2 separate regions of the Mus musculus genome follow, and region 1 is linked to region 2. Evidence: chromatin loops called from intact Hi-C (ENCODE). Cell type or tissue: heart. All regions are shown on one strand. Each heading gives the region's core, and the rest is flanking DNA. Links, peaks and the distances in the headings are about the cores only.

The links. Peaks named below come from ENCODE experiments on the same cell type or tissue, not always from the same donor. Only the 100,000 strongest peaks of a DNase experiment are listed, where the experiment ranks them.
Region 1: a loop joins it to region 2, with 2.0 times the contacts of the local background. A loop is called at or near these places in 3 of 42 quality-filtered maps.

The regions. Positions count from the first base shown.
Region 1 is chr5:21,250,828-21,266,585 of GRCm38, forward strand. It overlaps Gsap (gamma-secretase activating protein), which reads left to right. Exons shown (of 31, transcript NM_175437.3): 15 at 1-6; 16 at 112-329; 17 at 2,543-2,612; 18 at 3,132-3,214; 19 at 7,043-7,096. Among named protein-coding and RNA genes, the nearest start is that of Gsap, 72 kb to the left of the region's middle. In heart, for the core only: a CTCF peak has its summit at 7,166; no DNase peak of the experiment used is centred there.
Region 2 is chr5:21,136,180-21,151,937 of GRCm38, forward strand. It overlaps Gm42222 (a long non-coding RNA gene), which reads left to right and starts at 1,920. Exons shown (of 3, transcript XR_880865.1): 1 at 1,920-1,964; 2 at 3,160-3,250; 3 at 8,283-8,782. In heart, for the core only: a CTCF peak has its summit at 5,306 (motif pointing left); DNase peaks (open chromatin) are centred at 5,272 and 8,532; H3K27ac peaks cover 991 bases.

The DNA.
Region 1 (15,758 bases), core at 3,435-11,434, 110 kb after region 2:
TGACAGGTAAGGTTGTAGCTTATGTCTCCAGGACGCTCTGCCTAGGCTTGCTCTGACTGAGGTGAGGTCTTCTATTTGGTGATCTGCTCTTTCGCTTTTTCTGTTTGTTAGGAAACAACAAAATAGCTGCTGTGCTACCTCCAAGTCCTTTGCAGTCCCTGCCGGGGTCCCTGGTTCTGGACTGCTATTCTGGAAAGGTCTATAGAGTAACCCTTGACCAGTCATACTTGTTGCGGTTCCTATGGAACGCCCATCTCGACTGTGAGAGAATGGCTGCACTGCACTGTATACTATCCTGTAGTCAAGACCCAGGTTTCCCGGAAGAACAGGTGAGAAGATTGCTGGAGCTTAAAAACGGGCAGCAGGCGACACTAAGTGCACTTACTTAGTGCTTTGAGACGATCAGAAGTTGGTTTTTGCTCTGTAACTGTCTTTGCTTGAGCATAGTCTTCCTCGGTGCTTCCTCTTTGGTTGGCTCTGTGCCGGACCTCAGCTGTGAAGGTGCATCTATTTGTCTTTTGACAGTTGTTCCCTGTACCCATCAATTCAGGTAACTTAGATCAGCTCTGGCTTAATACTATTAAATGGAGAAGCCCCCAAAGAAGCAAATCTTAACATTTAAGTGGCATGCTCTTCTAAGTCGTGTGATGACAGCTGTGACATCCTGCTCCACCTGGCCTGGATCACTTTGTCCAGTGTATTCACATTGAATTTTCTACCTGTTCGTTCCTCATGTAGCAATTTCCTTGTTACTAGATCACTATCATAGTACTGTGTGCTACACAGTAAGTTTGATGATATCTTGGATTATAGAATTAATTCCAGAGGCAGGTGAATCTCTCAGTTCAAGGCCAGCCTGGTGGTCTACAGAGTGAGTTCCAAGACAGCCAGGGCTATACAGGGCTATACCCTGTCTCGAAAAACAAAACAAAACCAAAAACAAACAAACAAACAAAAAACAAAAGCAAAAAAAATTAATTCCTGTCCCAACCTTCTCAGAAGAAACAAACACCAAAAGTCTAAGAACTTGTGGCAAATATTTATTACATTTTAATGAGGTAGCTTACTTTGTATCACACGCTGCCACTTATAAAGCACTATTTTGTCATTTACTTTTTGAAGCTATTCTAAAAAGTCAGGAAAATTCTCTAATCAATCAGTGGTGACTGGGGTTAGTAGTTGGATAGTAGTTGAAAAAACACACTTAAAAAAAAAACATATACATTTATTTGTTTACCTTTAGTGTAGACCAAGGCCTGTTCTTTATGAATGAGCTAAATAAACTTCAGCCATTCTTTTTCCATAAAACCAATACTCTGATTTCCTGTCCTCCCTGAAAGGTTTGTGCATGTGGATACATATTCACATGTGTCTTCATGGGTGTACATACATGTGTGTGCATGTACATCTATGTGTATGTACGTAGAAGGCCAAAAGTAACATTGGGTGTCTTCTTCAGGCAATATCCACATTAGTTTTTGAGACAGGGTTTCTTTAAACCTGGAGTTTGCTTTTCTGCTAGGCTGGCCAGTCCTCTTGCCTCTGCCCAGCATTGGGGTTATAGACATGTGCTGCACCCCCATTTTAATGTGAGTTCTAGGGATCATGCTTGCATGGAAGTCACCTCACCCACTGAGTCTTCTCCTTGGCCTCTAAACATTTTATTTCTAAGGAGATCAATAATGTAGAGAACAGTGTAGACTTGCCTTTACCCACTTTCTGTGGCTGTTTCTTCTACATCTAGTCATTTAGTGTTTCATTTACTGTTTTAGTCTTGCCATGTCATAGAAACGTAATTTTGAATCTTGCCACAATATGCAACTTTTACTGATGCAATCTGCGTTGAACTTGTTTGTAGACATTTTGATTAAACTGCCTATGTAAAAATAAGTACAACTGGCACAGTAGATTTAGAATAAAACATCCCGTTGAGAGTGAGCTATGGCTGGGCATGTCTCCCCTCAGTCATCAAGTAAAAGGTAAGGACGTCTTTCTTCTAGCAGTTGAATGGAGGGGTAGAACTTGTGTGAGAAGCTGCTGATACGATGGGTTACTTCTGTCAGCTGAGAGAGAAGCACAGAGGCACTCCTCATGTAAGTGGTAAAATGGTGTTCATTTATAGGCTGCCCTGGAATTTAACTGCAGGCTGCTGTCTGTAAGTCCAGTGGATTTGTTGTGCATTGCTCCTATGTCCAGTAGAACTCTTGATGGGTACTTTGTATAACACCACCCATTCTTGAAAAAAAATGCATATTGGGTTGAGGAAGGTTCTTCTGGAGACTACCCAAAGGGTTCTGTTAAAAGAATATCTGCAAATAACCTTATTTACAGTACTATCATACTCAGCCAGGACTATAGTGGTTTCTTAAGCTAGAAGTAGGTATATTTTCAGGCCACTCCAAAATAAATGTAGAATTTTAAGACTTCATTCATTATATATCACATATTTATGCATATATATTATACATTGCATATTTTTGTATTATTTTGGTGGGACATAGTACAGATTTAAAAGCCAACAGAGTGGCCTTTCTTTTTAAAGATTATCCAGTGGATTTCGGAGCATGTCTCTGCTTGCCATTCATTTGACCTCATTCAAGAATTTCTAATTGGTAAGTGTTGCTGATGCTGCACTGTAAGCTGTATGTTCAACCCTTCGCTTGAGGGAAATCAGTAAGTTGATAATGAGTGCTTCTGTCAAAATGCTGATTAGGAGGTTTTGTTTTTTTTTTTGTTTTTTGTTTTTTTTTAACTTCATTGCAATCAGTGGCTAATGAAATTTCATTCTCTTGTGGATTTTGCAAAAAGTTGTGGTTTCCAGAGACCAATGAGATAAAGATCAGATTTTGATTCTATAACCTTATTAACAAAAATTTCAGTAAAATGCATCTTTCTTAGCCTGGTTTTATATTGGTTGGCTATGTATGACTGGCATCATGTCATCTGTGTGGAAACAGAACCAAATGATTGAAAAATGCTATTCTCATTGTAAAAGGAGCACCTGAACATTTTAAGCTGTAGATAAAATCATAATGGTTAACCCCCAGAGACATGAATGAGGTGGTGAGAACTCACGGTTTGCTGGATTTGGTTAAATCACTATGCCGACTTCTCTGTTTCTAATGTCTCAGCTTCCTCCTATTGGAGTGTGTATGCAGAGCTGGACGACATGGGCATGCTCCTACAATACTCCTCTGTGCTGACTTGGAACACAGTAAGTGACAAAATCTCGGTGCTCACCACTGTGGGAAGGGGGAGATCATTCCTGTTACGGTGACCAGCTTTATAATTTCACTTCTGTTTTGACTGACAAGCAGCTGAAGTGAAATTTCTTGTCAGATGGGTATAAACAACCAGAAAACTCAAAATCTAACTGCTGTAAAATCTGGAGCATTTTAAAGGTTAATATGGTGCCACATATGAAAAATTTATCCTATGTGGTAAAATCCTATATACATACATGCATATATTCTGAAATGCATATGCAAAAGGAGTATTATTGTGTTAGTAAAAGTTGGATGCTTTGGGAACACTCAAAGGCATATTTCTAAAGTGTGTGTGTGTGTTTTGAAAGACATTTCATGTTTAGATTTCTCTTTTCTCACTAAAAGACCTCATGTATATGAAGGATTTCAAAATCTAAAATTTTTTAAAAGCCAAATCTGATTCACTTGTGCCACTAAGCCCCTTGGCCAAGGATGCTCTGTCCGCAGTAACTCTCTTCCATTGGCTGGAAGTATTTACATAAAGCAATAGGCTTGATGTGGCAGACACAGGGTGGCTGTCACTCTTCTGGCAGGCAGAACAGAACCTCAGTGATCATATTTTATAAAAGGACACTTTTACTCCTTCATTCACCAGTTTCAAGTATTTAATAGGTTTTATGAATGAGTAATAGCTAGACCACTGTGGTAATACTTGGTACAGTTTGACTTTTGGGACCCCTTTTCTTGTTTTTTATAAAGATTTATAAAGAAAATTAGGCAACTCAAAAGCTTCAGGGCGAAGCAAAGTGATGCTTCCTGTTGGTCTAGACGCCTTTACGGTAGGCGGTGATGCACTAGAGTGCTGTTCTGTGAGAGGCGGCCTGCAGCACCTGCCTCTTCCCCTTTCAGGTAGATGGTGGAGTAGTGTGCTTGGTCATGAAGCAGGAGGTATATTAAGAAGGTATTCAGAGCATTACATTTAATTTAGGCAACAGACATTGGGAAATACATACTAAATTGTGACACTTTTCACTTTGTATTTTGCTTAAGAGGCATATAAAGAGCATGCTTGTAATTCGGCACTCAGGAGATGCAGGCAGGAAGATCTTCAGGTGGAGGTTAGCCTGGACTACATAGTAGTGAGACCCTGTCTAAAGAAAAAAAAAAAGAGAGAAATATTCAAATGCATTTGATATACTTAAATTTTTTTGTTTTCTTTTTGTTTTAAGACATGGGCTCATATATGCCTGGCCTGCATCAATTGCCTGTGTAGCTGAGGACAATCTTAAATCCCTGATCCATCTGCCCCTCATTCCCAAGTGCTGGGATTGCAAGCGTGTACCGCCGTACACAGTTGTTTGACTAATTTCTAAATTTTTGATACTTATAATAGTAGTGATTTCCCGAAGGCCTTCTCTGCTTGTTTTTTTTGGATTATAGTTAATAGATTTCTTTGCTACGGTGTAAAATTGCAAGGGTAAGACCGGGTTTCTCCTTTTTCTAGGCACCCACTTTGTCTTTCTTTTAGACAACTTAGGACTGTGTGGGCAGAGTGTGGTTCTGTGGCAGGAAGCCAGCAAGTTACACCATCGGGTCAGGAAATACACACCTCAGGGCCCTCTGGGTGTTACCCACTGCTCTTCTGTCCTGTGACTGAGGTGTGGAGAGGCAGAGTTGGGAGCAGTGGTCCCTGGGCAGTGTTCTTACCCGGCTGCTGTGTGAGCCACCATGCCAATGGGCAGAGAATCATTTGTTTATTCCTCAAGACTCTCTGGGGCCCAGGAGACTTTGTGGATATACACATAACGCACCAGGAAGTCCCACAAGAAAATGTAGAGAAACCCACAGTTATAACCTCCACATAGTAGACTTATCTTGGGGTTTACCAAGTGGCTTTAAACCTTTTTGTGGTTGGAATAAGTTCCCTTAAAAGGCTCTGTGCGTTTATATTCGTCTTTAGCAATGATGCAAGTATTACCCTTCTCTAGTCACAATCATCCCTAACACTTGCTACAACAGGAAGCAGCAAGTTCTCACATCCAGATGAAAAGATTGACTTGGATTTTTTTTTTTCTTAAATTTGAGACAAAGAATTTACTATTTAGCTCAGGCTAGCCTAGAAGCCTCTCATTTGGACCACAGATGGCTAGCGCCACACTTACCAGCAACTGAATTTTTAAAATAAAGACTATTGTAAAAAACTAAAACAACAACAAAAACAAATAAACACCAAAAAACCCATACACTGAATTTAATTGAACCCAAAGTCTATACATTTCAATGGCCTTCCATACTGTTAAATAAAATACTAGATAGTATTCTTGCTTGTAGCTAATTCTAAATTGTGCATTATAATTTTAGTTATTTTAAATGTTACTATTGTACATTTGAAAATGCTATTTAGAACTTGCATAAGTTACTTTTTTGTTGTTGTTGTAAAAAAAAAAAACCAAAAACCCACAAGAATTGGTTTAAGAGAGAAGGGGAATTTTCCCACTGTTCTCCCATCCAATCCTTTGAGGCAGAGAAAGCATGGTGGCGACATCTGGCTATACTGCACCCCAGCCAGAAGTTAGGGAGCGATCAGTGCTTCGGCCCCACTGGATTCCATGTCTGTTCAATCAGTACCCACAAGAAAGGGTGATGACTGCATGTAGCGCTGGTCTTCCCACCTCAATCCACCCAGTTAGTTTATGCCTCATAGACCTGTCAGAGGTGAGAATCAATATTAACCACCTTGGGTGGTTGCACATACCTTTAATCTCAATACTGGAGAGGCAGAGCAGGTGGATCTCTGAGTTAGAGGTTAGCCCGGTCTACAGAGTGAATTCCAGGACACAGCCAGGGCTACACAGAGAAACCCTTTCAAAAAAAGAAAAGAAAAAAAAACTAACGACCAAGAAAGAAAACAAAAAAGAAAAACCTAAAACAAAACAAAACTCCAAATCCCCCCAAAACAAAAAACCAAAAGAACCAGACAAACAAACTAGCAAAACAAAAAACAAACAAAAAACCAACCAAACAAACAAACAAACAAACAAAAAAAAACCCCACAAAAAAACAAAACAAAACCAGAACATTTACTTTTCCAAAGCAAGAGACACACTCTTCTATTATTTTTGTACTAGGAAGTTATTTAAAGTAGAGGTCATCACACAGGAAGTGCTGTAACCCCCGAATTACTGATACTAGAGAGACTTCAGTGTTGTACAGTCTGCCTCTGCATTCCCTGCCAGAGGCTCCCATCCTCCCTTGCCCCCAGCGGCAAGCACTACATGCAGAGAGCTGGTTTCTGTGCTGCATCCTCTTGCGACAGCCCCTCCTCCTCCCCAGAAGGTCACTGCCTCTGTGTCTCCAAAAAGCCAACACCCAACACTCCTGATAACTCTCCAGGTGCCTGTCCTTGAGACCTTAGAGAAATAACAAGCTCAAGGGAGACCATGGAAAAAGTAGAAGGTAAATTGAGACAGTTACGACTGGCCATGAAATTAGTCCTTGAACAGACACCCATTAACCAACGCCCCCTTCAGTACTTTTCCACCCTCTACTCCCCTTTCCTGTGAATATTCACACTATTCCTATACTGTATATAAACCCAATGTTTTCTGGACTCAGGGTCTCTTGCCAGCATTCATGCAGTGAGTGCTAGGTGGGCGAAATGAGTTCGAACTTGAAAATAAAAGACTCTTTTGCGACTTCACAATTCTTGGGCTCGTCTGGGTTTCCTGTGAACTTAGGGCACAACAGAAGCTGGCTGTCCCCTGTCTATGCAGAAGATGTTCCCTGAAGGCCTGTGCATGGGCGTGATGCATTGCATTTATGTTTCCCTGTCCTAGGAAATTCCCGGAATAAAGTTTACGACAGAGGAACTCCCATTGCCTCTTATGAAGGTGAGTCCCGCTCCAAGAGGGTGAAGCAGTCATGTCGAGAAGACCTCTGCTGCCCCAGATATTACTGTGGTTTCAAAAGGTATTGCAGCCTGGCAGAGAAAGATGGAGCCTTGGGGGAGATCAGCTTGCCTGAGAGTCCTTCTGAAGAGCCTGCGTAATCAATTGCTAATGTGATGTTATATAACACCTTAGGACTGTTTGAGAAGGGAGGTTTTTGAAGATAGAGAATTACCCTGGATCATCCACCAATACTTGTCATAAAGCCTCTTACTGAAGGAGCTCTTGGAACGTCTTTAGTGAGGCTGGAATTCATTGTTGCCTGATTTGTAGTCCTTCCTTCAAACACACACACACACACACTTATATATACACACACATATATTTATACATACACAATATACACACATTCACACACATGTGAACATATACACATACATACATGCATGCACATACACATATACACATACACACCACATACACACATACACACATACCCATACACACAGAGACACACATGCCCCCCCCCAAACACACACACACACACACACACACACACACACACACACACACACAATTTCTACTTATAAAATCTTTAAGTAAACTGGACTGGGATTTCTTGTTTCTCTCAGAGCAGCCTCTCCATCCCTCAAAAGTGAGGTGGTGGCTTGCTGTATGGCCCGCCTCCAGCTCTTTCCTGTCACAAGGGGCTTTGTGTCTGTCTGCAATCTTCTGGTTTCAGGATACAGAGGGAGGGTAGGAGTGGGGAGAGGTGAGTAGAAAAGACTATGTTAAAACTTCTAGTTAAAAGCCAGAGGGTGGTTAGCGCAGTTCCCTTCAGCTCCTTTGCTGGGTTTGGCATTCTTCTAGTAATTACAGCCTGGCCTAGCCTGGGAAGTCTCAGTTTCTGGTATCAGCAGCCACTGCCCCTTGTATTTATTTATGTTTGAGTCTTTTAGATCCGTGGCACTGCTCTGACAGTTGGGGAGGACCAGTTTTAAGGTCCCCGTCATGTACTGAGGCAAGAGAGGACAGATGGAGGCTGACTTGGTGACTCTTCTTTGGGTCCTAAGAGGCCTTTGAAAACCGATTGTCCAACTGTCCAGAAACAAGTGTAGAGTCAGCAAACCCTCCTGATGCAGGAAGATGACAGGGAAGGTCACACTTTATAGGCAGCGATAGGGATAATCACATGCTATATTATGCTAATGAATGTTCCTTCTCACTGGTACTCTCAACAACCCACCTAGGGTTTCTTTTCTTTGTTCTGTTTTGATGCCGGGTTTGAACTTGGGTCCTTGACAGGCCCCTGATTTGCTGGGTTTCTGGCATCTATTGCCACCATGACTGGTCAAAAGAAAGTTAACCCACAGTTCTGTAGTGTCTGTCCACTTTCTGTGCCTCTGTCATAGCTATGTACATTTGATTTAGTAGTTATGGTACTCTAGAAACTTTTGATCAAATATAAACTTCTCAACACGTTTCGTGTTGTTACATGAAGTAATGAACTGTAATGATTCTCCTGAATTGGCATGTCATTTATTTGATCAATCTTCTGGTTTTGAGCAGAAGACATTATACAAACATTTTCTGGGAAAATAACTTGGTAGTAAGGTGGTTGCCTCACATATGTGAGATCACAGGTGGAATCCCTAGAAATACACTTTTTTCTTTTATCCAGTAAAGATAATATTTCATTTTTGTATATTCTTATACATATAGTTTTTCTATTGGTTTATCCCTCTAAGGTTCAAGGTTGAGTATGTCTTATGGTAAAACACTATGACTTTTTTATAGCTTTGATTTCTTCTTCGAAACTAATATTCAATAAAAGTTGTGGTAATCTACATGGTCAAAAAGATATAGGGGGCTGAAGAAATGACTCTGGGGTCAAGAGCACTGCTGCTTTTCCGAAGGACCCAGTTTAGTCCCCAGGTCCCATACCACATGGCTCACAGTGACCTTTGACTCCATTCCAGGGGATCCCACACCCTCTTCTGGCCCCCATTAGCACCCACATATGTGTGCCGTGCACACAGAGAGATGCACATACATATACATAAATCTAAGAACAAAAGAATTTAGGTAGGAGTTTATTGCAACCTTATCAACATTGTGTGTTTTCATTTTAAAAGTAGAAGGGTAACAAGAAAGTTCTTTTTGTCTTTTGTCCTAATTGGCTTACTTACTGACCATTAGTAAGTGTACTCTGACTACACCTCCTCTCTCCTGGCCAAGTCAAGGAAGGGAGGACAATGTGAGATGGAACAGCCCCTCCCGATGTGACATGTGCTCAGTCTAGGGTTGGAGTCCAGGTGTGTCCCCTCAGATTCAGATGTTGAAGTCCTGATCCCTGGTGTGATGGCTTTAGGAGGGGACAACTACGGCCTTATGATTTGGATTGGTCATTATTGTTTTTTTAAAATAATGAAACCAAGCTCAATGCTTCCTACCTTATGATGTCACAAGGAAGACAGGACGGTGTCCCAGTTTCAAGAACTGGAGAACAAATGTTCGTCATTTACAAGCCATTAGTTGATGGTGCCTCATAGGAGCTGACTTGGGGACATGTTGGGGCAAGTACACCTGCTTAAGGCAAAAAGCTTCCTCTCTTTGTAAATGGCTTACCAAATAATCTTAAAAATAATATAAAAAGCATGTCTTGGGGAGGGAGCTAGAGAGATGGCTCAGTGGTTAAAAGAGTTGCTGTTTTTTTCCGAGGACCTGGGTTCAGTCCCGGTACTTACATGGTGTTTCGCAACTGTCTGTAGCTCCAGTTCTAAGGACCTGCCACCATCTTCTGGTCTCTCCAGGTAGCAGGCACGCATGCGGTACACATACACCTATATACCTGCAGGCAAACATGCAGATACGTTTTTTAAAAATGTTTAAAAGCTCTATTTGTTTTTTTTAAAAATTGCCATACGGGACAAGGACGATGCTGTAAAGAAATGTTGTCAAGACTGACCTTCCTCAGGAGGGCTTTGATCCTTAGTAAGCTATCGGCTGCCCAGGGGAAGCAGCAACTTGCGTAAAAGGCTAAAAATAGCTCCTAATTTTATAGTGAGAAGAGAAATCACGAAAACTATTTAACCACAGGAAACCAAAGAGGGAAACTATAGCTTACTCAAATATATGGGTAAAGAAGAGAGTCTGCTTCAAGTAGAGGACTGGGCAGTTTTACCAAAGTAGTTCTGTCTCTCTCTCTTTCTCTCTCTCTATGTCTCTCTATCTCTGTCTCTCTGTCTCTGTTTCTCTGTCTCTCTCTTTTTCCTCCCTCCCTCCCTCCCTCTCTTCCCCACTTCCTCTGTCTCTCCTTCCTCAGCCTCCCAAGGGCTGAGATTCCAAGTGTGCACCACATGCCTGGCTCAAAATCAGATGTTGTTAATTTATTTAATCACGTGTTCAGAGATTCCTGAGTAGCTGACCTGGAGACTGGGAAGGCCAGGAAGACGTGACTCCCTCCTGCTTAGGGCATGAGCTGTGACTCCTGCAGTCTTTCAGGTACAGGGCTACTGAGCAGCTGGGAAGAGGTTGTTTGCCACCTCCTGAGCATCTGGTGGAGGGTGCCACCTGGGCTCTTTATCCAGACTTTGCTTGTACCTCTTCATTCAACATGTTTGGAAGCTGCTTTAACTAGACAGGGCAAGAAGCACAGAAGGCACTAATTCCACCGTGCAGACAGATACCATTGTTTGCTGGCAATCTGAAATACTGGCACATCCACAATGTAACAGCTCGCTGCTCTGAGCCTTTAGAGCTGTTGCTCTGGGGAAAAGGAAGCCCTGTTCCAAGCTGGTTCTGGGGGTGGGGGTGGGGTTAGGATTTTCTAAAGTTTGGATTGCATCTGTGTCCTGGGAGAGTGAATTAGTTACAGTGAGAGTTCCATTAATGTCGTGAACATAATTTTATGATACCACGAAGCAGCATGATTTATCATTCATAGAGCCTCGGAGCAGTGAGCTAATTCCTGCCATTTTTTGTAGAGGGTGGATAGCCAGACTCCCTACCTACTAGCTATAAAGCTGAGAACCAGACCCAGCTAGAAAATTATTTCTATTCCTTTCTTATCAGTCACTCTGAGCTTCAAGAAAGCTAAATGTGAGTTAGACGGCCATAATTATAGATTACATTTAAAATTGTCCAGCCTATAAAAAAACCAAAACAGAATGGCTGATAAAACTCCCTAGTTGGGTCAGGGAAGTGGACTTTTTGCCGGATCCTGGAGCAGGAGGAAGCTTAGCTATATCCTGAGACTTGAATGAGATAGCTGTGTGCTTGCAGCTCTCTTAGTGTTCAGCCTCGGGAATTTCAGTTGTCTGCCACCTGTGGGGATGCTCCCACATAACGCTCTTAGATGCTGCCTTTCGAACTTCTGTCCACAAAGACATTTGCTATTGCACTTTATATATGGTAGACATGATGCACACATTGCTGGGTTTCTCTGGAGAGCAAGCAGAAATGGGTCCCGAGATGCGAGTCACTGAAGATCCTAGGAAGACTGACATGTTAGCCCTGCTCTTTGTCCTGTACGGAGAGTAAAGGGGTCTCTCAGACTGGGCCTCCTTCCCAAGATGCTGATTAATCAACAGAGGTAGGACCAAAGCCAGTGTCTTTGAGACACTGATGGTGAGAGGCAGATGTTTATTGCTGGCAGTGGTTTGCAGATGAGCCATTACCACAGGCTCATTTTGCTCTGTTTCTGGATCAAATTCCTTAATGTAGCTGGTCCTTTTGTGTAATTGATAGTTGTGACTGGTTGTGTGTGGTGATTGCTTTATGGCATCTTCAGAGACAAAGGGAGGTGATTTTTGAAGAAGAGATGGGAATAATTTTCTTCCTTCCAAAGTGAAAAAGTTGAAACTCCCCTTTGTGCAGGGGGAAAATGATTCCTGGCCATTCCTCGGGTTTCTGATTGCTTCTTAAGCCAGACCCCCAAGGACTAGCTAAGCTTATAGATACTTTGTCCACAAAGACCTTTAGTATAATTTTAAAGGCTTATTTAATTCATGTGTATCTGTGTGTGCCTGTATGTTTGTATGTACAGTAGATGCATGCAGGTAGATGACCCCTTGGATTCCTGGGGCTGGAGCAATATCAAGTTGTCCCCTGTGGGGGCTGAACCCAGGTGTTCTGTAAGACAAGCAAGTTGCTGGGACATCTCTTTAGTCCTCATTTTCTGTATTTTTAAAAGAACACTGGGAGCTAGCCATGGTAGTGTGTACCTTGAATCCCCAGCACTCAGGAGGCAGAACTCTGAGCTTGAGGTCAACCTGGTCAACAAAGTGAGTTTCAGGCTAGCCAGGGCTACATAGAGAGAGCCTCAAAATAAACAAAAGGCTACACTTTTCCAGTAGCTGGTGAGTGTGTCTTAAGAAGTGTGGCTCTCATTTTGCATTGTCCTTTACGGGGACAGTATTTGGAGCTCTCTCAACTCCCCTTTAGTCAAGTGTCAGTTGAGTGCCCTGGCCACATCCCAAACCACGAGCTGCGGTGCTGGGCTGGGCTGATTGGGTGGGGATGCACACATTCTACTCTCTTTTCCTTCTCCGTCAAAGGTGCAGCATCTAACATTTTTTTAAAAAGTAAAATAAAAAAATAAACCCTGCTTTTATTCTCTGGGCCAATGAGCAGGTCGGCATTCACTTAGACTCTGGGGTTCCTCGCAGAAAGGCATTCTCTAACTCTCCTGTTTCTACCGACTCACAAGTCTGTACACATAGTCTTTATCGGCCTTCGCTGTCGTGGGCTGACTGCAGTCCCAGGACAGGCTCAGACCATGTTTTCAACTGCGAGCCATGGTCCACAAGGATCATCCCAGAAACCTGAAAAACTCAAAAGGCTTCAGACCACCCCCAAAACCGTTAAATCCAAGCAGATGGCGTGGTTTCTAACGGCTGCTGAGGCTGGCAAACACAAGCTGGGGGCCGCTGTCCAGCGCAGACAACAAAGGACTATTCATCTTCTCTCAGCTCTCCAAGGCTAAGCCAAAGCCACGGTCTGCATTCTGGCCTTGCAGCTTTGTTCACTCACCAAGCCTCCCATTGAACATACTGTCTTCATCCTTCTTTCTGTTCTACTTCCCTGGGCTCTGTGTTTTTCAGTCTCCCAAACAGGCCTTTCGATCTGCAGTCATCTCTGAATGTGGGCAGATTAAACATTGTGTTGCCAATCGTCTGCTGAGGTGTTTACCAACAGTAAGAGAACATGGAGGTTATAATAGATCAACAGACTCCAGAAATCCTCTCCGCTCAAATGGGAACATTTATGGGATCTTTGATTAACACTATTTCTTACTAAGTTTTAATTTTTGTTTTGTTTAAAATACAGATCTGTCTTCTGCTGTGTGACTTTTCTTGGATAGATATGGGCAAGTGTCTGGTCATTTCAGATGGGGCATCTAAAGAAATAATTCTATCCAAGTATAGCTTGGTGAACCAATGTGTTTATTGGACCACCTATAAGCACCTGGGTGAGAAGTTGCTTACAGGTGCATGGGCAATTCCCCAGGCAGCTGTGTCAATGGGGCTTTCTGGATGAGTCTTTTCTTTCTCAGCAACTGCTTAATTATGCATAATTATAATTAATTACACAACCCGGGAAGAGCTTCCCAGCCTTGCGTGGTCTAGTACAAGGTATATAATCAACGCCCCCAGGAATATTCTGTGCGCGCACACTCTATCTCACCCGGGCACGCTAGTGCCTGCCTTTGAAGGGTGCTCATGGGCCTGCTCACAACTTTTTCTGTTATTCTTGGTTGACTCAAGACTATGATAAAAAACAAACTTTAAAATTTCATTCATTCATTCATTCATTCATTCATTCATTCATTCATTCATATATGTGAGTTTGTCTGTGTGGGTGTGCAGATACACAAGGGCTTGTGGGAATCGATCTTCTCTCTCCACCCTGTGTGGCTCTGAGATAGAATTCAGGTCAGCAGGCTAACCTACTGAGCCATCTTACTGCCCTCCCCCAAGTGTTTTTAAATAAAGAGAAAGATTTTAAAAATAAGAAGGAGGAGGAGGAGGAGCAGGAGGAGGAGGAGGAGCAGCAGGAGGAGGAGGAGCAGGAGGAGGAGGAGGAGGAGCAGGAGGAGGAGGAGCAGGAGGAGGAGGAGGAGGAGAAGGAGGAGGAGGAGAAGGAGGAGGAGAAGGAGGAGGAGGAGGAAGAGAAGGAGGAGGAGGAGGAGCAGGAGGAGGAGGAGGAGGAGGAGGAAGAGTATTGGTCCTAAAAGCAAGATTGAGGTAAATCATTCCAAGGTGGATTGCTGTGGCAAAGCAGGCATGCCCATAGCCAAACTGACCACTAGATGGCACCACAACACCGACTAGTTTTCTGATTTGGGCACTTGGATTTCATGACCAGATGTAGGAAAATAGAAAGGCTGTGGAGAGAAGACTGCAGGATTGGCCCGATGATCATGATGTGGTGGCGACAACGAAGAATAAGAATAATTATTGTTTAAATTATTGCTATTATAAAAAAACAAACTAGGGAGAAGGACTAAGTAAGATAGGTTTACTATAAAGAAAGAAAAGATAAGGAGTGGGACCTGACCCCAGCCTTCTCACCTGCCCTGGAAATACATCTCAGTTATTAAGGATCCAAGACTTTTCCATCTCTGAGAGAAGGGGCCTTGCCTGTGTAGGCCTTTCTTTCAGGTTACTAAATAAAAGTGCACAATATCACAGAACTTAATTTATTGAGACTCCAAAATCTATGTCAAGCCATTGTTGTCCTTTCAACAATAGCACACCAGCCACATTCTGTTTACTATTAGAGCATTTGTATGTGTGTGATTGAAGTGGATTTTTAGTTCTCACTTATTTTTAACTTCCTTTTCCCCCCTCCTTTTAAATTTACCATTCAAAGAATTTCATACATGCATTGCCCTAGTTAAGTTTTGCACTGTGATCAATACTCTGGCTGAAAGCCACCTGGGAGAAAAGCATGCTGTTATAGCAGGCACAGTTGTAGTGAGCGTACAGTTATAGCAAACACACAGTTAAGGCCCATCATGATGGGTCATGGCAGGAACTCAAAGCAGGAACCTGGAGGCAGGAACTGAAGCAGAGGCTACGGAGGGACTGTATTTACTAGCAGGCTCCCCACCCCCACCCCCACCCCTGCTTTCTCAGCCTGCTTTCTTCTGGGCCCCCAGACTACCCGCCCAGAGACTGCAGCATTCACAGTAGCCTGGGCCCTCCCCCATGCCAATCCTCAATCAAGAAAATGCCCACAGGCTGCCAGTAGCCAGTGTGGTGAGGGCAGATTCTTAACTGAGGCTCCATCTTCTTAGATGACTCTCCCTTGGGTCACTTTGACAAAAACAAAAAACAAACAAACAAACAAAAACCAGAAAGTAACCAGGCTGTTCAAGGACACAACCTGATCAAAGCCACTCCCTCATCTCCACCTCCTCCCCATCCTCCCTCATCTCCACCTCCTCCCCATCCTCCCTCATCTCCACCTCCTCCCCATCCTCCCTCATCTCCACCTCCTCCCCATCCTCCCTCATCTCCACCTCCTCCCCATCCTCCCTCATCTCCACCTCCTCCCCATCCTCCCTCATCTCCTCCTCCTCCCCATCCTCCCTCATCTCTTCCTCCTCCCCATCCTCCCTCATCTCCACCTCCTCCCCATCCTCCCTCATCTCCTCCTC
Region 2 (15,758 bases), core at 4,724-12,723:
CCCCAGAGGAAAGCAGGGATATGGCTGGCAGGGCTCATGGACCTAAGACCTCAGCTGATGTAAGTTCTTTGAAGACTATGGGTATAAAGGTCTTTGTATCCTTGAGGTTTGGCACAGGTCCTGATTGAGAAAAATGCCATGAAATGTTTGTTGGATGATTAAAAGGCAGCCCAGAGCTCTGACTCGAGAGGGAGGGATCTGGCCTAACCACTTTCGAGAATGAAAATGTTTTTTCTTTCCTATTTACCATACTCCTTACACCGTCTTCCATGCCAGGCACTGAAGAATGCTCTACATGTGCATTCTTCTTCCTATAACCTTTAATAGTTCTGCCTGCCTGCCTCCCTCCTGCCAACCCTCCCCCTTCTCCTTCATTTCTTTCTCATTTTGGAAATGATTATTCATTTAAAGCAACCGAGAGCACACCAAAGACTTCCAAGGAGTATGAAAGCCAACAGAGATTTGCTAAAATCCTGGACTTCCACATTCCTTTTAAATCTCATCTGCCTTAGACCTTCAAAACTTCTGCTTTCTCCATTCTCACCCTCCCTTGCACAGTTCCCGCCCCACAGTCCAAGTTAGGAAGCTCTTAACAAGCAGCAGTTAGGAAATGCAGAGCATTCTGCAGCACACTGCCCTGGGGCAGAAGAGCTGTTAACAAACAGGCAAGTCATGCTATCAGTGCAGATAGGGAGAAGGCAAGTTATTATGATACCTGGGCAACGAGTCATTTAGCAGCAAAATTGAAGGAGGAATCTGGAGGGGTTGGTTGGCGACTCGTTAAAATATAAATGTTTGTGCTACATTACTATGTGACTTTTAGACATATAATTCTAGAGGTGCTCAAATTATTTCAGACCATTGCTACAATGCAACTCCTTGCTCAACCCACTCATTCACATGGATAAGTTATTTTCAGGACCTATATCTAAAAAGGGAATAAAATGGATGTCTAATTATAACAGTAATTAATATTAACTGACAGATATATAAATTAATCAAAAATAGGTTTCACTACCTGGCCACATGATACATTTACAATATTTTAATTTTTAAAATATCTAAATATGCCATTTATGCTTATGTATTTATTAATATTATTTAAATATGCTATTTATTTATTTATTTATTGGTTGATTGATTGATTGTTTTTCAAGACAGGGTTTTCTCTATGTAGTACTGGCTGTCCTGGAATGTACTCTGTAGAATGTACTCTGGCCTTGAACTCAGAAATCCCTCTTGGGCTGGAGAGATGGCTCAATGGTTAAGAGCACCGACTGCTCTTCCAAAGGACCTGAGTTCAATTTCCAGCAACCACATGGTGCCTCACAACCATCTGTAATGGGATCTGATGCCTTCTTCTGGTGTGTCTGAAGAGAGCAATGGTATACTCATATACAGAAAATAAATAAGTAAATCTTAAAAGAAAAAAAAAAAAAAACGAAATCCCCTGCTTCTATCTTCTGAGTGCTGGAACTAAAGGTATGTGCCATCACCATATGGCTAAATGTGCTATTTATGCTGGTTAATCAAATTTATTTATATGATAACTATGTAGCTTGGTTATTACTAATGATAGTAACTATATGCAAAGAAAAAATGAGAGCAGTTATGGAACTAGAGAATGTTTCAATTTATATGTGTACTATATTATAATAAGTAGTGATAGAATTTTTAATAATATATTTCAAGCATCAAAATTGGCATAATACAGTATAATTTTGTTGAGAAATTGGAATATAAATATGAACTAAAGAAGAAAAGATAATGATATGAAACTTGTGACAATAAAAAAGAGTTTGTGGGCTGGAGTCATAGATCCATGGGTAAGAACAGCTTAACATGATCTCAGTTTGAATCCCCATGACCCGCGTAGAAAACTGGGCATGGCTGTGTGTGCTGTCATTTCAGGGTTGAAGGGTGGAGACAAGCAGATCCCAGGAGCTTACTGGTGAGCCAAAATGGTGAGCTTTCATTTTAGCCGGAAACCCTATCTCAAGGGATAAACAGGATGATAAAGGATGTCAGCCTCCTCTGGCTTTTGCATGCATGCATTCATGTACCAGTGCATTCGTGTGTATGCATCACATACACACACACACACACACACACACACACACACACACTTGGGAGAATCTGTTCTTTCCTTTCCTCCATGATGTTGGTCCGTGGAGTCAAACTTGGGTAGTCAGACTTGGTAGCAAGCACCTTTGACTGCTGAGCTATCTCACTGGCTGGGCTTAATATATTTTTAAGAATATATGATGGTAAATTGTCTTAGTTAGGGTTTTACTGCTGTGAACAGACACCATGACCAAGGCAACTCTTATAAGGACAACATTTAGTTGGGACTAGCTTACAGTTCAGACTTTCAGTCTATTATTATCAAGGCAGGAGCATGGCAGCATCCAGGCAGGCATGGTGCAGGAGGAGCTGAGAGTTCTACATTTTGTTCTGAAGGCCAACAGGAGAAAACCAGCTTCCAGGCAGCTAAGATGAGGATGTTAAAGCCCATACCCACAGTGACACACTTCCTTGAACAAGGCCACACCTACAAATAGTGCCATTCTCTGGGATAAGCATATTTAAACCACCACAGAAGTGTAAGGCCAGCCTGGGATTCTTAATCTTTTGGCATATATGAGTGATCTAGTAGTTAATAGGTATTATACATCCCAAACCATGTCCCTTGCCATTAACTAAGTTTATGGTGAGGGCTGGAGAAATGGCTCAGAAGTTAAGAGTGTGTACTTCTCTTTCAGAGGACTTGAGCTCAATTCCTTTTTTTTTTTTTTTTTTTTGGTTTTTCGAGACAGGGTTTCTCTGTATAGCCCTGGCTGTCCTGGAGCTCACTTTGTAGACCAGGTTGGCCTCGAACTCAGAAATCCGCCTGCCTCTGCCTCCCGAGTGCTGGGATTAAAGGCATGCGCCACCAATTCCTAGTGTCCACATTAGATGACTCATATGGCCTTCCTGCTCCTGGAGGTCTGATGCATTTAACTTCCTTGGGCAGTCACTAAGCTCTTGTGCATGTGTTCACACAGAAACACGTACACACATACAAACACACACACAATTAAAAATAAAATAAATCTTTAAAAAACAAATGAAAATCTGAAAATGTGTGAGGGAATATAAAGGTTTTCAAATTGATTTTAGGAGCCGTGCCTGCAAAACTTGATGACATCTGTCTCAGCCATCATGCCTCAGATCTCAGGACCAAGTGGAACCCTGTCAGCATTGTCTACCAGTAAGATAACCTCCATTTATAGGCTTGCACCAATCTGTTTTATCCTCGTTAGTAAGCAGATCCTAAGGACTGCTACGTGGGAATCTCCATCATCAGCCACTACTCAGTAACAAAGGAAGAAAGCCTCTGAAATATTCAGCTTTAAATAGCTTCTAAGTGTAGATGACTCACAAGCCTAGAACTCGAGCCCAGGTCTCTTCTGTGCTTCAGATTTCGATTCCAAGCACACGTGACAGATTCATCTGGGATGTGGAAGCACTCTGCCCATATCAGGCCCATACTCATTTCTGGCACAGTTCCCTTCCTTGGCAACCAACCATGCTTCCTTCTCAGAGTCAGGCACCAGCGAGTGCCTCTGCCACTGCTCCAGTACAGATTGCGCAGCCACTCCTGGGTAATCCTGGGTGGGGAATGGGGGGTGGCGGTGGGGATGCTGTGCAGCAGACTGCTGAAAAGGAAAAGGAGCGCGGCCTCTGCTGTTGGCTTCCAACAGGGAATTCCTTTCCCCTGGAGCTCCGCTCCGTTTAGAAGATTTCACACATAGCTCTTCGTCCTTGCCTGTTCTTGCTTCAAGTTTCAGGTGACCTTGAGCCAAAGCTGGCGATGGCGGAGGGAAAAGAAAATGGAAAACCCCCTCCTTATTCAGCAAGATTTCAATTCTGGACTCCTTTCTCTGTATGCTTGTTGCCACTTCATTTGTATTTTATTTATTTAATCTTTTAAAGGTTTATTTTATTTTTTGTGTATGAGTGCCTTGCCTGTACGGATGCCTGTGTGACTGGTACCATCAGAGGTCAACAGAGGGGTCAGATCCTCAACTACAGGAGTTACAGATGGCTGTGAACCACCATGTAGGTGCTGGGAATTGAACCTGTGTTCTCTGCAAGGGCTGAGCCATTTTTCTAGCCACTTATTTTTATTTTTTAAATATTATTTTGGCTCTGGGAACTAGCTCTCTCTCTCTCTCTCTCTCTCTCTCTCTCTCTCTCTCTCTCTCTCTCTGTGTGTGTGTGTGTGTGTGTGTGTGTTACCTTCAAACTTTAAGGAGTCCTCCTGCCTCAACCTTTGAGTGCTGGAATTACAAGAATGCCCTGCCCTGCCAGGTGTTAGGATTAATCCCTGTATGGTTAGATTTCTCTTCAGAAAGATGGTAGTGGTTTATATTATTAAAATACATGAAAAGCTATCACACCCTTACTAGCAGTTCTTGCTTTTATTGCTAAGTCATTTCAGATGAGAACTGACACTTTGTTTTCAGCATGTATTTCTTTAATGGTGGTAAAGTGGGCTGTTTTCCATGGTCCCTGGCCGCTGTGTTCTCTCTCCTGCCAGTTGTCTACGCTCTGCATTATCTGTCTATTTTCTTCCGTGCCTGTATGCACTCCTTTTAAAACATTTAACATTTCATGTCCACTAGGAAAACCAGCCATGGGAATTAATAGAAGTGTAATAAAACTCTGTTTTCCCGTTCTGAGATGATTTCATTGTACTGTTTAATCTAGCTTTACCTGGGAGACTTTTGACAGAAGTCACATTAGCAACTAAAATGTAGAAAGACACCAACATCTAAATTAAGAAAATGACCCAAGATTTCTTTTTCCAACTCTAAAAAAATTTTTAAGCTGTGTATTTATTTTATTTTGTGTGTACGCATGTGTGCCAGAGTATGTGTGCCTTGTGTGGACAGGAGCCTGCGGAGGTCAGATTGTGTGGACAGGAGCCTGCGGAGGTCAGATTGTGTGGACAGGAGCCTGCGGAGGTCAGATTGTGTGGACAGGAGCCTGCGGAGGTCAGAAGCATTGACCTGGACCTGGAGTTACAGCTAGCTGTGGACCTGGAGTTACAGATAGCTGTGGACCTGGAGTTACAGATAGCTGTGGACCTGGAGTTACAGATAGCTGTGGGCTGTACGCGAATGCTTTGAATAAAGCCCTGTCCTCTGCAGGAGCAGGAAGCTCCTGTAACCCCTGAGCCCTCTCTAGCCTTTTGCAACTTTTAGCTAAGCATTGAAAGTGCTCTTCCCACCCTGCCTGCCCTCTGGTGGAGCTGCCAAATCAGACAAGCTGTGAAGGGGAACCGAGGAGACCAAAGTTAGCAGCAATGGCAACCACCCGAACAAGTAAAGCCACTGGCTGACCCACAAGAGACTTGTGTCTTGTTTTTTTCCGGGATTAAGTACCAGCAACAGTGTCTCTTCTCCTAAGAGTCTACCCTGACTAGTAGTTTTACACGGGTGCTTTTTCTTCTGGTGGTCTTGCTGACCTGGGAACTTTCCCCTGAGATCCAGCTGTGGAACAGAATTCAGGTTGCAAGGGTATGAGAAGTGGCTGACTGGTCTCCAGCTCTGGGAGAGGGAGGATGCCCCAACAGGACATCCGTGTAAGCCCCTCAGCTCCACACTAGCTTGCATTTCTGCACAGCAGAGTCAAGACCTGAATAGGTCTGGAGTGAATGCTCAGTGAGATAGCAGAGCCAGCCAGAGTGCTCTGTAAACAGTGAAGTGCACCAGGGTGCCAACCGGGTGGTGCTGACAGACAACCCCCCCCCCCCCGCCCCCGAATCAACATTTAACTCCACTAAGTTGTGTGTCTTAACAAGAGAAATAATCAGTATATCCTTCTAATCTTTAGCAAATAATGGGAGGCTTTGGTCTCAGATTCGTAAGAAAAGCAAATTATATGTCCCAATGTGACTCAGACCTGTGTGCAACTATCTAGATTCACTTTTATTTTTAATTATAGCACCAGCAGAGGGGAAGGTTTAAAATTACACCTTTCAGAACCAGTCATTATTTAGTGACTCTGCATTTCAAAGATATTGCTCATGCCTTTTAAAAAAATTACCATGTTCTATTATTATTGCCTTGGCCTAAATATAAATTTATTGTCAAAGTGGTGATAACTGGCTTTTGGAGTCCTATTTTTAAACGTTTTCACGAAGCTGTAATAATTTGGAAGATTTAAGTGAGCAAACATATTAAATGTTCAAGTTGCTTTTCCCTTTAATTCTGTGTGTCTGGGGATACATGTGAAACACAGAACGATATAGTGAGAGACGCAAGGCCTGTACTTCTTTTTCTCCCTCACACACAATCTTTCATCCATCTCTTACTCCCCACTACACTGGGTTATACTAGAAGAATAACAAACATGAAAACATATGAAACATAGCAAACACAGGTGCTTGCTCCAAGTCATTCTTACTTTTTACCAGGTAGTGGCAATAGCCTCCTGTCCTGTTCTTCTTAGGATATTCCTTTTTCTTTTCCTTTTTTTTTTTTTTTTTTTGAAACAGGGTCTCACAATGTAGGCCTGACTATGTAGACCAGGTTGGCCTCAAACTAGCAGAAACCAGAACCAGCCGGCCTCCCTCTGCCTCCTGTGTGCTTAGATGTAAAGGCTTATGTCGTTATGCTGCACCTTAGAACGTTCTGAACAGTAGCACTCATGGCATTAGAGTTCAAGTTAGAAAACATCACTTACTCAAAATCCTCTGAGGACCTTTCCTTCTCAGCTGCGTCCCCTCCTCCCCTGGGGAGCCACCCCAGCCTTCCTAAGCATGGCAGGACCCCCACCATCTCAGGGTCTTGTCGTGGGGTGTTCTTTCCTAATCTCTCTGCAAGAGTGGCTTCCTCTCTTTTTTGGATCTGATCATCTCGGTGAGCCTTCCTGCTGCGACCTTTAGCGCTCACCCATCCTTACCTGGGCTCCGATATTCGCCACCATCTAACATACTTACCTACCATACGCCTCCCCTCTAGAATATGGAATGTAGTTCCCAGGAGGGCAAGAGCTTTTGACTGTTCCACCCTCAACACACAAGAGAGTACTTGTCTCAAAGTAAGTGCTAAGGCAATGTTTGTTGAATGAATGAATGAATGAATGAATGAATAAAACATAGATAAGCTGTGGCCCTTGTGCATTTGCAACTCTTCACAAACAGCAAATTGTTCATCAAAACATTACAGGAAAAATTCGGAAACTTTTGAATTGTCTGCTGATGAGGACTGTTGTTTTAATGTAAAACGAATATCCTTTTTTTCTCTTTCCTCAAGCGTTTGCTCTGCCGAGTCTCTGGCTTCTCTTCCTCCCCAGTCTCCACACAGGTGTTACGACGGGGCATCCTGCTTCGGTTTCCTGTCTTGGCTCATCTTCGTCTGTGCACAATCTCGTCTACTTTTATGGCTCCCATTATTTCGTGGCCTTGGATTTCTCTCCAACTTACAAGTCCAGCATTGACATTTATTGTTGGTCTAAGTTTTGTTTTTCTGGGCTGAGCCACCTTTCAAGATCTTAAACCTCATTGCTTAAAGCCAGATTTATCTTTTTTCCCCCTTAAAACTGGATCCTGTTCCAGCTATCTATTTCTGCTAATGATCTTGCCTTCTTCTAAGTCTGGAAGCATTTCAAGGCTTATAGTCATGAAATGTTACATAATGCGTCTTCACACTGTCAAGTCTGTTTCTTAGTCTCCTAGAGAAGTCACCTTCCTTTTTTCCTCTGAGATCCCGTATTTTAGCACACTGTGAATCAGCTGGTGGTGCTGGTCCACTGGGCCTGTTCTGGGCTAGCAGTGCTCATCTGAGTCTAGTCTTCTGTTTCACCGCTAAAGAGTCAATTCTGTTTCAGAATACAGACCTGACATTGTCCAGGTTTATTTATTTATTTATTTATTTATTTATTTATTTTTAAAGAAAAGACCTTTTCTAGGTCATAGAAAATTCAACTAGTCACAAAAAGAATTTAAAATATGGGTCAGTGGGTAAACATTCCCAAGAACATGGGTTCAGTTCCCAGACCTGCTGTAGTATAGGTGAGCCTACACTCACAAACACACATCATACATACATGTGCACACATATACAATAATAATAAAAAATAAAAAGTCAAATCAGTCGTCATGATTAACTCAGATTGATTATTAACATTGTGATGCATATATAGCCTTTTGGTTTTCTTTCTCTGTCCAAGTTATGATTATATTTTTAAACCATGAAGGGATTCTTTATATCTTTTTTGTTATTGTTGTTCAGTTTGCAGACTTGCTCCCTGAGTTTGCTGGACTTCCGTACCTTTTTCACTATGTGATGCTGTTTTTACGTGACTGCTCCTACGAGGGGGGCTAAGGACTTGGTACAGCCGAGCAGATGCATCCTCTCTGGACTTTGATTCCTGAGCTGTTGACTCAGAGCAGCAGGGATGACGGATGACGCAGAGTCCACTGTGGCCTGGGCAGCAGCTATGGCAGCTGCATCCGGTTTCCAGTTGAGAGAAAGACAGCTGTTCTGAGGCAGTATGCAATGTCCTGCATCCAAGGACTTCGCAGTGTGAGCCACGGGGTCAGCCTTTGGCAGCTGGGCTGGTGACTTCATGGGAGCAGCCCTGTGGAATGCAAGGGTGTGACTCTTGCCTGGATGATTCTCCTTCCCACCTCTGCTTCTTGAATTAGCTTAAAAGTCAACTTAATTTATTGGCAACAGAAACTAAGCTGTCAACAATAGTGTGCTCTTACAATAATCCTTTCCATGTGGCTTGTGCTTGTCTGAATGCTGTCTGTGATTTAGCTTGTCATTTTTACAACAACCCTGTGAAACAGAGACTGGTATTAGCCCCATTTTATGGATGATCAAACTGAGCTATGGGAAGACTAGGTTATCCAACCAAGGCTACACAGTTGTCAGTGGTGCCTCTGAAGCTCAAACCCCTCCACTCTGGCCTCATTCTTAGGAGTGTTGATTGGTCTACATATTCTTTTATAACTTCTTTTTTCATGTGACAAAATTTAATGAGCATTTCTGTGTTGTTAAATATTCAGGTAAGTTGTATAGTGTTCAAAGGGTGATTCATGGTCTACCCAACCGACTCCCTATTGTTAAACACTAAGGATATCCTAGTGCATAAACATTTTAAGTTTTAGGCTAGCATATGAAGTCATGGCTTCATCATGCCAGTCTCACCCATGTGTCATGATGCTTCATTCTTATCTGTTCCCTTTTATACTGAGTCCTAACATCCATGACTTACTTCCTTACACTGAAGGCCCAAAAGTGGGTGGGATGTTTGGTGTCTTAGTCAGGGTTTCTATTCCTGTGCAAACATCATGACCAAGAAGCAGTTGGGTAGGAAAGGGTTTATTCAGCTTACACCTTCTACATTGCTGTTGATCATCAAAGGAAGTCAGGACTGGAACTCAAGCAGGTCAGGAAGCAGGAGCTGATGCAGAGGCCCTGGAGGGATGTTCTTTACTGGCTTGCTTCCTCTGGCTTGCTCAGCCCGCTCTCTTATAGAACCAAGACTACCAGCCCAGAGATGGTCCCACCCACAAGGGGCCCTCCCCGCTTAATCACTAATTGAGAAAATGCTCCACAGCTGGATCTCATGGAGGCATTTCCTCAACTGAAGCTCCTTTCTCTGTGATAACTCCAGCCTGTGTCAAGTCCACACACAAAATCGGCCAGTACATTTGGTCAAAGGGAAATTTAACTACCTTCTAGAAAGGCAATCCCAATTTTGTTTTTATACACAGCAATATATATGGGCATTCTGTTTCCCTGAGTTATTAACATTGAACATTTAAGTGGTATGTGTATGTGTGTGTGTGGTGAAAAATGATAGATATTTTTTCTTTTAAATTTTGAAATTCTTTAAAGATTTAAAAATACAATTTTAGGGGCTGGGAGGTAGCTTAATTGGTAAAGTGGTGGAGACAGGAATCTGATCCCTAGAACCAATGTCATAAGCCATTCTTGCTGTAGAGTGCTTATAATTCCAGCCCTGGGGAGAAGGGAAGGGGAGGCTCCCTGGAGCTGCCTGTTGTCTCTTTTGCCTAATTGGCAACTCCTGGGTCACAGTGACAGACTCTGCTTCAAACCAGTGAGAATGGCTTCTGAAGAATGTCACCTGAGACTGACTGCTGGTCTCTGTGGACAGGCACACATATAAGTCTGCACACTTGAACATACATGCGCATTCTCCCACACGAACACATGCACATGCAAAACATTCGGCCATTTGTTTAGTCCTTTCATAATTTTTTTCATCATCTATAAGATGAAGTTGAGACTACTCAAGACTCTTTCTGCCTTTTTTGTTTATTTCTGTTTTTTCTTTTCTTTCTTTTTTTATTAGATATTTTTCTTTATTTACATTTGTTTCTGTTTTTTGAACAAGGTTTCTCTGTATAGCCCTGGATGCCCTGGAACTCACACTGTAGACCAGGCTGGCCTTGAACTTACAGAGATCAGCTTATGTTTGCCTCCTGAGTGCACCACCACCTCCCTGCTTAAATCTAAAGACTCTTAGTGGTAAAGCTGCCATCCAGCCAAAGCCCTCACGGATTGCTGACAATAAATGTGAGCAAATAATCCAGGGCAAGAGGGTTACTACTGCAAGCCAGTGCTCCTGCCTCATTCCGGTTGTGCTGGTTGGATACAGGTGGGGATGCTGGGTGAACTCACAATGAGTCTAACAAGCAAAGGCTCCAGTTCTGTAAACTGCAGAATCAATAAGGAAGGCACTTGCTAGCTTGTGATTTCTACCAGTTTTCGTTTAAACATGACTTTGTTTCTTTCCTCCTCCTCTTCCTCCTCCTCCTCCTCTTCCTCCTCCTCTTCCTCCTCGTCTTCTTCTTCTTCTTCTTCTTCTTCTTCTTCTTCTTCTTCTTCTTCTTCTTCTTCTTCTTCTAAGATTTTATGTATGTGAGTTCATTGTTGTTCTCCTCAGAAACACCAAAGGAGGGCATCGAATTCTATTACAGATGGTTGTAAGTCACCATGTGGTTGCTGGGAATTGAACTCAGGACCTCTGGAAGAACAGCCAGTGCTCTTAACCACTGAGTCATCTCTCTAGCCCAATTTCTACCATTCTTAAAGTGCTGGCTTCATCACTACATCCAGAGGACAGATCTTCCCCCCCATCACACATCAGCCTGGGAGGAAGGGAAAGAGTAAGCAGAGGCTATGGAAAGGCCAGTATGGGTATTTGAAAGAGAAGTAAGAAGCCTATCCAAGTCAGGCGTTCAATGTGGTTGAGAGTCGTTAGATTTAAACAGTCCATGGGCAATGTAAACTCTTTGTAGGAAAAACACGATCAGTGTCTGGAACAATGGTCATCACAGGAGCTGATCATGAGTAATGGCCAGTGTCGTTCCTGTGGTGTGCCCTAGTGTACAGCTTGTCTAGCCTACCCCTCAAAGGCTGCCACACTGCCAGTATAGGTGATCATTCCCATTTTGGCCTTGCTGCTGGCTTATTTTGGCCTATCTCTCCAGAAGCCAGGTAGCTTGTACTGAAGGCACTTGCCCTGGTCATGGTGTCTCTCACAGGAATAAAACTCTGATAAGACAGCATCAAATTTGCTTGTCAATGTCTCTGATGCAGAATAGGTGCTCAGTAAGTGTTGGGTGATTGGATCACCAAATAGCTTATCAAACAGCATAAGGGCACTGTGGTTCTAAAAGGTAAGTAGTGACTTGGTATCTATAATTTAAATAAAGTGATAGGGTTTTTTTTTGCATTTATTTGTTTATAAATGGATTATATTTCACAGTTTGCAAACCGGTAACTGAAGAGTCATAATATCTCACTGCTCAGAAGACTATCCTTGCTGATCCAGGCCTGCTCCTGTGGAAAGTAGTGGCCACAGATCTTGTTTGTAAGCTGACTTCCATCTAACCTATGGTGTCATTAGATCTCAATTTCCAAACAGGAGTGCTAGCTCTCAGCTTCATAATTGTTAAGTAACTTTAAGATAGAAATGACCTCTTAAGGTGACTGTTTAATTATTTTCTGTCAGATGTCTTTGCATGCTGAATTTCCCATGAGAAAGGAGAACACAGTAATTAAGTTATGTGTACGAAGTATAAAGAGAGGGCTTAAGGGTCAGAGAGAGAACTGCAGCACAGGGTGGGGGCTTTGGAAGTAGAAATATATTCATATATATGTGGACATATGTGTATATGTATATGTCTATGTGTTTGTGAGGCAGGGTTGGGTGGGGAGACTATGTTGAGGGGGTAAGTCCGAGATTTCCTTCATTTGCTTGTGTGTTCCCTAATTTAGTCACAGTGGCAGCTGTGCAGCTGTGACCACTGTTGGAACGCTGGCTTTGGAAGCATAGTTAACAGTGTGACCACCCACACACCAGATGCAGGTTTTAGAGAGCATGGCACTAGCTGGGCACCATGAGATCAGTTCTTTGCAGTTGCACTCTTTCTTGAGGTCAGTTCAAACCAATTCCATTTGCTTCCGGGTGCCTCCTCCTGATGTAAAAAAGCACAGAGTGGCCAGAACTGGATTTCCTCTACACACATGTGTTCATTCAGTCTTTGATCACCAATTTGACCAGGACACTTCGTTTTTAACAAGTCTCACTGTTACACAGTTCACTTCTTTACACTGTGGTGAAATCTGCCTTCTGGAACTTTCTCCCCATTTGTTTTTTTCCTGCTCTCTAAAGCCACAAAGGTGCCCACTGGCTCAACATGATATTCCTTCAAACACTTGAAGACAGGTGTTGTCGCCTACCTGAACTTTTCTCCTCTAGGAAAATAACTTCAGCTCCTTCTACTGAACTTCTTATAGCTAGTACATTTACACAGAAAATATATGAGAAACGTCTCTAGGCACCTCAGGTTCAGCTAAGTTGTTTATTCAGTTTATTCTTGTTTTTATTGCAATGAATATGTAATTGTTTTACCACACTGATGATAAATGCTACAAATCAGAGGTTGATAGTTCACCAGGTCAGAGGCTTGTAGCTCACCAGGTACATGCTCTTGGAAGGATATGCTTCAGGCAGGAACCCAAGGCTGTCTTTAGTGGAAGTGACCTGAGAGGTGAACATGGGACACAGTAGATAAGGAGAAAGAAGAACGTGAGCTGTGGCAAGAGGAACACATGATGGATGCATCACTGACTCAGTCTCTGCCTATGATTAAATTCATCTCTCTTATTAAAGAGATTGCATGAAGATGCAAACGTGCTGAATCTTATGACAGTCTTCATTCTAGAATACATCAGTTTCCCAGAAGGCGTGTTCACCCTTTGTCCTGCTTACTTTGCCTCAGTGTGGCTGACAGAAACAACCCAAGGGATTATTTATTTGTTTATCACCTTGTTCATGTGTGTGGGATGCCAGTGGAGGTCAGAGTAGGTGTCAGGTGCCTGGAGCTGGAGCTATAAGCAATGGTGGTTATAAGCAATCTCATGTGGTTGCTGGCAACTGAACTTGGATCTTCTAAGGAGTAGAAAGTGGTCTTAACCTCTAAGCCATTTTTCCAGCCCTGTGGGATTTCCTTTGTTTATGATTGCAGAGGGTTTTAGTCCATCACTGCAGGCCAGGTAAGCCTGAGCAGCTCAGGTCACAGCAGTGCAAGTATGTGCTAGAGGGTGTTCACAGGAAGTGGCTAGAGATCCCAGGAAGGCTTCCAGGGACCTTCTCCTCAGGCATCTATTTCCTCCAGCTACACTCTACCTCCCAACGTTCCCAAACCCCCAAAATAGCATCCAGAGTATGGACAAGTCTGAGGAAGATTTTTGGATTGAAACCACAAAGCCTTATTGCTTTCCAGAAGATTTCTTCCACTTGTTTCTTTCTCATCTTGAGGTGTTCTGAAAAAAAGCGTGTTAGTGCTTGGATGTCGCTGAAGAGCTAGCCAACTCTGGTTGACATCTGGCAGCCATTGCAAGGTGAATCTAACCTTAAAGTCATGGCCAACAGTTTTATGGAAAGTTGCCATGTAAAATTAGCCTTAAAGTTTGATTAGATTGTTTGTTAAGACACAGGCTCCTTGATCGTAGTTTTTTTTTGTTTTTGTTTTTGTTTTTGTTTTTTACTGTAGCAGCTCCACTCCATTTTAGCTGGGTATCACAGGAATGAGTCCATTATACACAATAGTTTCCACAAACACACCCAGCAGAGGCCTTCTTATCTCAGTCCATTGCTCCTACACCTCTTCTGGGCCCAGGGCTTCAGACCTTCTGTCCTCTTCCTGTGCCGATCTCATTTAAGAAGTTATTCTGCAGTTCTCGATATAGAACCAATGGCTAGGTGAATTCAGACCAGCACCACTGATAACAGGAAGAGATGCTTCATCTGTATTCAGTAGAAGATTATAGATGTATATGAGACCAGAGTCCGTTTAGAAGTATTCTTGTTTTTCTCTCCACTCTTTGACACCAGGAGCCTCAGTAGTTTTCTGTAATACGGCCTTAATTCTTTTCTGTTTTTAAAATTAGCTTTTTGGTAAGTATGTAAAATAATGCTTTCATTCTGACATGATCATTTATACATTGCATTTTTTCCATATTTACCCTTCTATACCTCCCCTGTCTCTTCTCCCCTCAACTGTCTCCCTTCTGCTTTCCTGTCAAATGAAACAGACTGACTAACCCTCTAGATTCTGCACAGTAGAGAAAACATGATGCTGTAACCTCTTCTGGGTGCAGGAGGAAGGTATATGGTGTAGTGAGAGTTTGGGTTTGTTGAAAAACCCAGTCATGTTATATGAATGTGTTTTTGTTTTAATCCCAGGTGTGGGATAAGAGGCTGCTTCACAGCAGGTGATTATGATTTGCCTCATGCACTAGCAGGGGTGTGATCTTTGCCAGGTGCAGATAGTTTAATTCTGGGGACTCTGACAAGGGTGTCAATGCCAGAGCCTTGGGAGAGTTGGGGGCTCTGTGGAGCTGCTGCTGCTCAACTCACTGCTCCCTGGTTGCTGTTGTTTTGTTTGTCAAGTGTTCAGGAGCAAAGAGATGGAGATGTTCTGATGATGAAGATTGGAGTTGCCCCAAGGAACTTAAGGTCCTGAATCAGCTGGAAGCAGGCTATAAAGGTCTATAGCCCCTTCTCCTCTAACCTTCTTTCTCATCTACCTAGTGTTGGGGGCGGAGGGATGAGGGAGGAATAAGGGTTGGAAAAGAGGTAGAGGTACAAGAACCCAATAAAATAGCTAAACAAATACACCAACTGATCTTCTCCAATGCTGGAGACCCAGTTTCTGGGATTTCTAGAGTAGATCCTGGCCTTCCAGAAAGTCTATCTGTACATGGGCCCAGGAAATCTGCACAGTCAACAGGTGACCCAGCTGCCTTATGATTTCTTAACCTGCCCTGGTGAGGATGGGTTCTCCCCACCTCCTGCAAGGCAAGAGTGCGTTCATTCAGGCCTGCTTTCCGTGACAAGTAACATCGATTTTCAGAATGTCAGGTTCAAGGTCTCTTTAAAGATTATTTGCAGAACCTTTCTTAACAAATGTTTCTTGAGAATTTAAAATAATATAAACAAAATTAACTTAGAAATAAAAATATGACTCTAGCTGCATATGCATCAAAAGATGGCCTACTCGGCCATCACTCGAAAGAGAGGCCCATTGGACACGCAAACTTTATATGCCCCAGTACAGGGGAACGCCAGGGCCATAAAAGGGGAGTGGGTGGGTAGGGGAGAGGGGGTGGGTGGCTATGGGGGACTTTTGGTATAGCATTGCAAATGTAAATGAGCGAAAT